2 separate regions of the Homo sapiens genome follow, and region 1 is linked to region 2. Evidence: read pairs that join two places in POLR2A ChIA-PET (ENCODE). Cell type or tissue: MCF 10A. All regions are shown on one strand. Each heading gives the region's core, and the rest is flanking DNA. Links, peaks and the distances in the headings are about the cores only. Region 1 has its middle 65 kb from the start of SNX18. Region 2 overlaps LINC02998 (long intergenic non-protein coding RNA 2998).

Region 1 (4,392 bases), core at 71-4,070, 76 kb after region 2:
ATCTCCCATAGGCCTTCAGTGCATAGACACCTGGCTTGTCATTATTAATCTTTTCGAACAACAAGGCCACACTCCACCTATGCAAATACCTGATTGAAACGTTTTTACCTTAGGCCAGATCACACTTTTAGCTGAAGTGTCCTCCCCATTAGTCTCCATAAGCACATTGGGGGTAATATATGAATTTATTATTGCTTTTAACCCAAAGTAAACCCAAGCAGCCATGGGAAGTTCTATTAAAAAGCTACACACTGGTGCCTGGACGCAGTGGCTCACACCTGTAACCCTAGCACTTTTGGAGGCTGAGGCACGCGGACTGCCTGAGCTCAGGAGTTTGAGACCAGCCTGCAACATGGTGAAACCCATCTCTACTAAAATATAAAAAATTAACCAGATGTGCTGGCACATGCCTGTAGTCCCAGCTACTTGAGAGGCTGAGGCAGAATAATTGCTTGAACCCAGGAAGCGGAGGTTACAATGAGCTGAGATTGTGCCACTGCACTCCAGCCTGGGCAACACAGCAAGACTCCGTCTCAAAAAAAAAAAAAAAAAAAAAAGAGCTACACACTGGCAACCCAGAAACAGCCTCCCTCCTGGCCTGAGGAGCCACTGCAAGGCAGTCAGTGTCAAGGGCTCTGCTGTGGCTCGCCAAGCTGCAGCAGGTGTAGCAGCACCATCAGGCTCTGGCAGCAATGTCATTACAGCAGAGGGCATCTGGGGAGCCTGGAACACCCGGCAGGGTGAGAAGATCTAGGACTGACCCTTGAGACCAAATAAGCACTTCTGGGTATCCAGGCTGGACCCTGGAAGGGGGTCCACAAAGAAGGGACAGGATTATGAATTTCCTAATCTGGGAAAATTACATTACTTACATACCCAGCTGGGGAAGTGGGGCATATGGTTCTACATATCTTATTTTATTTCTCCAAAACATGCTAAGTGGTAGGTACTATTTTGATCTTCATTTTATACATAAGGAAGCTAAGCATTGGTAAAATAACTTGTCCAATGCCACACGACTAATAGGTGGGAAAAGTAAAATCTGGGCCCAGGTTTGCTGACCCCAAGGCCTTTGTTCTTAACCAGAATGTCCACTGCCACTCGTGGCTGTCAATAACAAGTGACTGACTTTATCATGACACAGCTTCTCCAGATAGCAAGGCCTGGGTCACACTGAGCCTGAGCTCTTCTTGTAGTGAAGGGAAGACCCAGAGCCAGATCTGAAATGAGCCCAACTTCCATGCTCAATGTTTTCATTCAGTAGGTGTTTGTCAAATACTATGTTCTCAGAAGGAAGCTTGCTTTTAGGAAATAAGAAGTCTAGCAAGGCCAGGCACAGTGGCTCACACCTGTAATCCCAGCACTTTAGGAGGCTGAGGTGGGAGGGTTGCTTGATCCAAGGAGTTCAAGACCAGCCTGAGAAACATAGCTTAAGACCCAATCTTAAACAAACAAACATACAGAGTCTAGTAGGATCCTTGCTTTCTAACATATCTTACCATCTGGTTGGGGAAACAGGAACAGCACATACAATGGTGAATAATACAAGGACATTTCCAATGAAGGACTAAATTGTATAGTACTGTCACTTTTACAGTAGCCCAGAGAAGAGGTGACTATGGGCTATACTGACTCAGGGAAGGTTTTATAAAGAATAAGCAACCTAAACCAAACACCCAAGAATGGGTGGGATTTGATTTAACACACTTACTAACCTTCTCCCCAGAACCAGCTATCATGGTTGGTTTGCTTCTTTTAAAGTCAATGATGGTAAGTTATGTGTTTAACTTTTCTTTTTTTTTCAATTCCGAACAGATTCTAATTTATTTTTCTCTTTGAGACAGGGTCTTACTCTGTTGCCGTAGCTCACTGCAGCCTTGAATTCTTGAGCTCAAGTGATCCTTCAGTCTCAGCCTCCCAAGTAGCTGAGATTACAAGTGCACACCAGCATGCCTGGTTAATGTTTTTTTTGTTGTTGTTTTTTTGTTTTTTGGTTTTTTTTAGTAGAACGGAGGTCTTGGTGCACTATGTTGCCCAGGCTGGTCTTGAACTCCTAGGCTCAAGCTATCCTCATACCTCAGCCTCCCAAAGTGCTGGGGTTACAGGCATGAGCCACCACACCCAGCCCAAACAGATTCTACATTTAGGAAAGAAAAAGATATAAACACAACATTAAAAAACATGTTACAACTGAAAGTATCTAACATTGCATCATGAGCTTTTCTAGTCAATGCTCATGGGATGTCTTATGATTTCCTAAGAGTATTCTGGCCCAGAGACAAATAATTTCAGTTTAGGATACAGGCATCTGCTACCATCTGAGATATTTCAAGAAATATAATAGAGGAAAAAGGAACAAGATGCCTGGTGCCAGGGGCCTATACTAGCCAACCGTAATCTGTTTTTCTCTCTTAATTTCTAACAAAATGACCAGAATCCTTCAAAGGAAAACAGAGTTTTACCCATGAAGTTAGTTTTTCTCCAAAGTTCTCCACTTCTCGTTTCTAGGGAGGATCTGTTCTGTTCCCAGGCCTTGCCAGGGTATAGAGGCGAATTCTCATGGACAACTTGAACACAGTGGCTTTCTTGGCACTCATATTCCAGATGAAACTCTGCAAAGGGCTGAAGTGAATCCCCCAAGCTCAGTCTGGTGAGCAAATCTCAGCTGGGGAGGGGTGCAGGTGTCTCTGATTCTGGGTTTGTCCCCTAACACAGAGGGCTTAGCAACTTCAGATCTAAACTGGCATTGACAATCAGATGTTTTGCTTGCTACATTGCAACAATTCACTGAACAGAGATTAGGTTCAATAAAACCAGCACCACCCACGTGGAGGACTTTGATAAAGAGGATGATTTGAGGGAGGCTCTATCTGGACAAGAAACCCCAGAACTAATCAGTTTCCAGCAAGCCTTGTTAGTCTTTGCTACATTCGCTAAAGGGAAGTATTTCTTTGCTGACTGTTGAATGATGGTAAACACAAAGCTGCAGTGCCCAGAACAAGGGAAGAAGGGAGGGGAAACGTGGGAGCAGGCAGGGGTAGACCCACAGAGAGAGCTGAGCCCAGGGAGAAGTCTGGTGGGAACGCCAGACGTCTATCCTCATTCCCTCCCAAGTGAAACCTAGATGTGGTCATTTTCCTTTTTGCCGGGGGAGTCATATTTTAAAAACCCTCATTTCTGCTTGTGTAGTTCTGGAATCTAAAACCCCAGAGCAATAGCAATCCCATCTAAATTCCTAAAATTCCATTGTTTTCCTAGACAATTGCTTCCTAACTTGTTGCCTCTAGTTTCTTGCTCTCTCTCATCTTTCCCACACAGTGGAACCACATGAATCTTCCCAAATATAACTTGGCATGCAACTATATTTATTCAGGATCTGTTCATGTTACCCCTTGACACAGAGAGGACATGGAAGAGGATCAAAGTAGACTGCAGTCACAGAATTCAAAGGTGCAGCACAACCTGGCCAAGTGGACCTCTCCAATCTCATCTCCTACAGGGAGGGCTCTTTAACTGGCCCTCTGCTTCCTTGCGACCAGGGGTCAGCCTTTGCCCTTTCTCTCTGCTCTTCTAATGCCAATGCTTCCTCAGCATCCTTTTTGAGTCCTACCTCCTCCATGAAGCCCACCGTATTGCCCTTCTCTGAAGAACCCCTGACCCCAGCTTCACGCCACTTCTGACACTCAGTATTCATGAGCAAAGTTTCCCCGAAGCAAAGGTCAAAATTTCTAAGCTGTCTACTACTATGACATGTAACATTAATTTTTTAATTTACCCAAGAAACATACTGTTTTCATCCTGGCAGGAATGCCTCTGTTTATGAGTTCCTTGCCTTCAGAGATTGTGTTTTATTCTTCTCAGAGATTGTCTTGGACAGATGGGTACTTACTATATAGGTTTGATGAATATTTTCAGGAGAAAATGAAAAGGAGGATCCATTTTTCTTTTTCTGCACTAGTCATTTGCAGACAAATCTAGTTTTACACACTTGCAAGGAGTCCTGGAGATGATACAAAACTTGGCTTGAAATCTTAGCACACTCCAGAAAATATATTCCCAGTCTTTAGCTAAATAGAAGATACATGTCTCACCTAGCTACTGAATGAATAAAGTAACTTAGGGCTAGAACTTCTTGGCTGTTAGGAACCTTAAAATAATAAAAGTGAACCATAAAATTTTAAAAGAAAGCACAAAAAAATGAGAGAGCAAGAGAAAGAAAACCTCATTCTTAGTTAATAAATTTCATGCTTTTTAAAAAGTACCCTAAGAACATACTTTTCAAGGCATTCTGCTAACTGTGGCAATCATACAAAAGCATAAATAAAACACCATTGTAAACCTAAACTTAGTGAGAGGAAATGACAGAGACTAGTATTTGTTAAGGCCAGCTGT
Region 2 (4,392 bases), core at 239-4,238:
TTTACTAATTTGTGTTGGGCTGCATTCAAAGCTGTCCTGGGCCACATGCTGCTTGCAGCAGGCCTCAGGTTGGATAAGCTTGATTATATGTTGAAATCCTAGCCCCCAGCACCTCAGAATGAGACCTTACTTGGGAACAGTGTCATTGAAGATATAATTAGCTCAGTTAAGATGAGGACATACTAATATGTGGTGGGCCCTAATCTAATATGACTGATGCTTTATATAAAACAGGGAAACTTGCAGCTACTTGGGAGGCTAAGGTGGGAAGATCGCTTGAGCCCAGGAGGTCGAGGCTGCGGTGAACCAAGATTGTGACACTGCACTCCAGCCTGGGCAACAGATGCTGTGTGAAGATGAAGGCAGAGATCAGGCTGATGCTTATGGAAAGCCAGAGATTGCCAACAAACCACCAAAAGCTAGGAGAGAGGCCTGGAACAGATTCTCTCTGAGTCCTCAGAAGGAACCAACCCTGCCAACACTGTGATCTTGGACTTCTAAACCCCAGAACTGTGAAATAATAAATGTCTGATGTCTAAGCCAGCCAGTTTGTGGTAGTTTGTTACAGCAGCCCTAGAAACCTAACATATGGTACGTATGGTTTTGTCTTCCCAACCCACTTATTTTTCTGGGAAATCTCTCTCCCTCCCCAACTACTGCAGGAGCAGCCATGTTGATCAACATGGCCACCTGCCACTGGTAGAGTTCATTGAAAGTTGGCATTTGAAACCAGAGAACAAGTCTTCAGTGACTAAAGCTGAAAAGTATGAAACTCAGGAACTGCCAACAACCATGTTTTCTACAGCAAAAAGAAAGCCAGTCTTCGGAAGACAAAGCTGGCATCCAGAGCGGCAGAGGTGAGGCGAGGGGAGAGAGCTGAGAGTTTCCTGCTTCAGCTCCATTGGTGCCCGAGGCCTCAGCTCTATCCAAACTTGGCTGTGACTTGAATTCCAGGACACTAAAGTGGCTGTCCAGTAAATTCTTTTTTTTTTTTCTCAAGCCAATTCATAAACAGTCTGTGGTACTTACAACTCAGACTTCTATTTAACATCTTCTCCATAACTCACTCAGTCTCGTTTTTCATAAGTGGAAGTTTGCTGCTCTAAGTAACTATGTCCTTACCAGACATGGGTGCAGGATCGAGAAAAGAGCATTAATAAAAATTAATGTTAGTCAAGAAATATGGCGGGACGCAGTAGCTCACGCCTGTAATCCAGTACTTTGGGAGGCCAAGGTGGGCAGATTACTTGAGGTCAGGAGTTCGAGACCAGTCTGGCCAACATGGTAAAACCCTGTCTCTACTAAAAATACAAAAAAATTAGCCAGGGGTGGTGGCAGGTGCCTGTAATCCCAGCTACACCAGGAGGCTGAGGCACAAGAATAGCTTGAACCCAGGAAGCAGAGGCTGCAGTAAACTGAGATTGCACCACAGCACTCCAGCCTGGGTGGCAGAGAGAGACTCCATCTCAATTTAAAAAATAAATAAATAAAAAGTTAGTCAAGAAATATATAACAAGTTTTGTTAAGCTTTCTTTCTTAGATGAAACTTTAAACCATCATAAACTACAAGAAATTAGACTGATTTCTTTGCCTTTTAGATTAAAATCCAAAATAATTCATTAGCAAGCAACTTTTATCTTTCCTTAACAGATGGGTATGTTTTTTAACCTCTGAACACACCATAGTTCCTTCATTAAGATAAAGAGTCATTTTGCAGAGTTGATTGGGATATCTATGAAGGAATCATTTCAACGATTATGCTTTCGTTAGCTTTATTTTTATTATTTATTTATTTTATTATTAATTATTATGAGAAATGCAGTCATACTATCGTTAACCAGAGTGGTCTCAAAGTCCTGGCCTTAAACAATCCTCCTGCCTCGGCCTACCAAAGTGCTGGGATTACAGGTGTGATCCACCATGCCCAGCTAGCTTTATTATTAAAGGTTATATTAGTCCTATGATAAGTTTCAAATGCCTGGCATTTTTCCTGAGAAAATAGTTACTATTTAGAATGTTAACAATAAGGAATTTTTCTGTCTGCCCATTACCACATTTTTTTTAAATCTCAGAAAATAAGTACTTAATCTTAATTCAGATTTACACACTTCTTAATGACTTCTGATGTCTAGAGATACAGTCTCAAAGGCTACCAGCTTCATGTCAGAAAAGAACAAGCAAATAAAAGTTGATCCTGGAGACTAGGAAATAAAATTCAGCAATTCTCATGCTATTTTGTATACTAATCAGGGAATGCATTAATTTTCTGTTGCTGCATAATTACAATTTACCCCAGAACTTAATGGCTTAAAGCAGCATTCAGTATTTATGATCTCATATGGTTTCTGTGAGACAGGAATTCGAGAGTGATTCAGATGGGTAGTTCTGGCTCAAAGCTTCACGTGAGGCTGCAGTCAAGATATCAGCCAGGGGTGGAGTCTCCAGAAGGATTGACATGCACTGAGGCCTTCACTTCCAAGGCAGCTTGCTTACTCATTCATATAGCTGGCAAGTTGATGCTGACTGTTGGCAAGAGGCCTCAGTCCCCACCACGTGGACCTTTTCATTGTGCTGCTTGAGTGTCCTCATGACATGACAGCTGGATTCACCCAGAGTAAGTGATCCAAGAGAGAGCAAAGATAGAAGCTGCAATTTTTTAATTACCTAGCCTTGTAATTAGGTGCCACATACTGTCATTTGCACAATATCCTATTGGTTATACAGGTCAGCCATATTCAACATGAGAGGGTGACAATACTGGGAGGTAAAACTCATTAGGGGGTATCTTGGAGGTTTCCTAGTCTTACTCTGGGTATTCATGAGAAAAACATTATTATGTTAAAAAGTATGGAAAATGCTTTTCAAAATTAATACACCTAAGAAAACTTCAACAAAATTCATAATAGAGCCATAAAATTCTAGAATCAGAAAGAAACTTGGTTATCAACCAGTGTAACTTGGTCATGGAGACTGAGTCTCTGAAAGGTGAGAATTTTTTTAACTTTATATAGCAAATTAGTGACTGGATGAGGCTTAGATCCAGGCCTCTTTACTTCTGGTTAGGGCCGGTGGTGAACAGGCTGGCTTGGAAATTAACATCCGTTCCAATCTCCTTATAGTATGGCTTCCTACTGCAGCGGCTGGAGAACCTAAACCATATGATTCGCAAACTCCCTTGCAGCTAGGGTTTTGGATATGATTTGGGTTAAGGCAATCAGACTGCAGAAGTGAGATCTGGAAACTGGAAGTGATATAGCAAATAGGCTACTGGAACTTGTGCCGCTGCTGTTGGCAAAGGTGGTCATTGCAATGTTGGGTTATACTGTGGCAGAGGTAGCAGAGGTTGTGCTGCTTTGGTTACTACTGGCGACAGCCAAGAGGCAGGACTCAGAGGAGTTACTATGGACCTAGCAGGTGTTGTACGGCTTTAAAGGTAATAGTTAAAATTAGCCTGCAGTCCTAGTTAGCTACTTGGGAGACTGAGGTGGGAGAATCTCTTGAGCCCAAGAGTTTGAGGCTGCAGTGAGCTGTGATTTCACCACTGCACACCAGCCTGGGTGACACAGAAAGATGCCATCTCTAAATAAAATAACACATACAAATATAATAAATAAAACATTTTTTAAAAAGTAGGCTGGGTGCAGTGGCTCATGCCTGTAATCCCAGAACTTTGGGAGGCTGAGGTGGGCAAAGAACGAGGTCAGGAGTTCAAGATCAGCCTGGCCAAAATGGTGAAACCCCGTCTCTACTAAAAATACAAAAATTAGCCAGGTGTGGTGATGCATGCCTGTAATCCCAGCTACTCAGGAGGCTGAGGCAGGAGAATCGCTTGAACCCGGGAGGCAGAGGTTGCAGTGAGCTGAGATCGTGCCATTGCACTCCACCCTGGGCAACAGAGCAAGACTCCATCTAAAAATAATAAATAAATAAATAAAAGTAATAGTTGCAGCAACAGTTTCCTGATCTCTGAAGAGCAAATTAGCTAATGTGTTCCTGGAGCCAAGAATTTCAGCAGCGGTCACCACAATCACAAAGGTGGAGAAGGAATAGCTGGCAGCTCCCATGGAGGACTAGCTCTATGCAGCAGTTCTTGGAGTTGTTCCTGGATTCCAAGCCCAGAGCTGTTATTCCAGTCCTTCCAACAATTTTGTAAGCACCTAATTCCCTATATTAAGTCATGTTCTCATGAGACAGCTAGAGTGGTGTCTGTTGTCTGCACCTAAATTCTATTACAGAGCATGCTAATACATAAGAATGAGAAAAGCAGCCTGACCTCTGGAAACTGGCCTGACACTTACAGCTAGGTCTTGTTGTTGTTAGGAACTAGCCTGGCACTTAGAGATGGGTCATAGTGTTCTTCTGTTGAATGTAAACAATTTCTCAGAACATCAG

The links. ChIA-PET counts read pairs that join two places held together with the same protein. Peaks named below come from ENCODE experiments on the same cell type or tissue, not always from the same donor. Only the 100,000 strongest peaks of a DNase experiment are listed, where the experiment ranks them.
Region 1: POLR2A ChIA-PET joins it to region 2 with 6 read pairs; 2 of 35 experiments call an interaction of 5 or more read pairs at or near these places.

The regions. Positions count from the first base shown.
Region 1 is chr5:54,580,212-54,584,603 of GRCh38, reverse strand. It overlaps a transcript of SNX18 not described here. Among named protein-coding and RNA genes, the nearest start is that of SNX18, 65 kb to the right of the region's middle. In MCF 10A, for the core only: no CTCF peak of the experiment used is centred there; no DNase peak of the experiment used is centred there.
Region 2 is chr5:54,656,303-54,660,694 of GRCh38, reverse strand. It overlaps LINC02998 (long intergenic non-protein coding RNA 2998), which reads left to right. Exons shown (of 3, transcript NR_104658.1): 3 at 235-537. Among named protein-coding and RNA genes, the nearest start is that of LINC02998, 86 kb to the left of the region's middle. In MCF 10A, for the core only: no CTCF peak of the experiment used is centred there; a DNase peak (open chromatin) is centred at 2,484.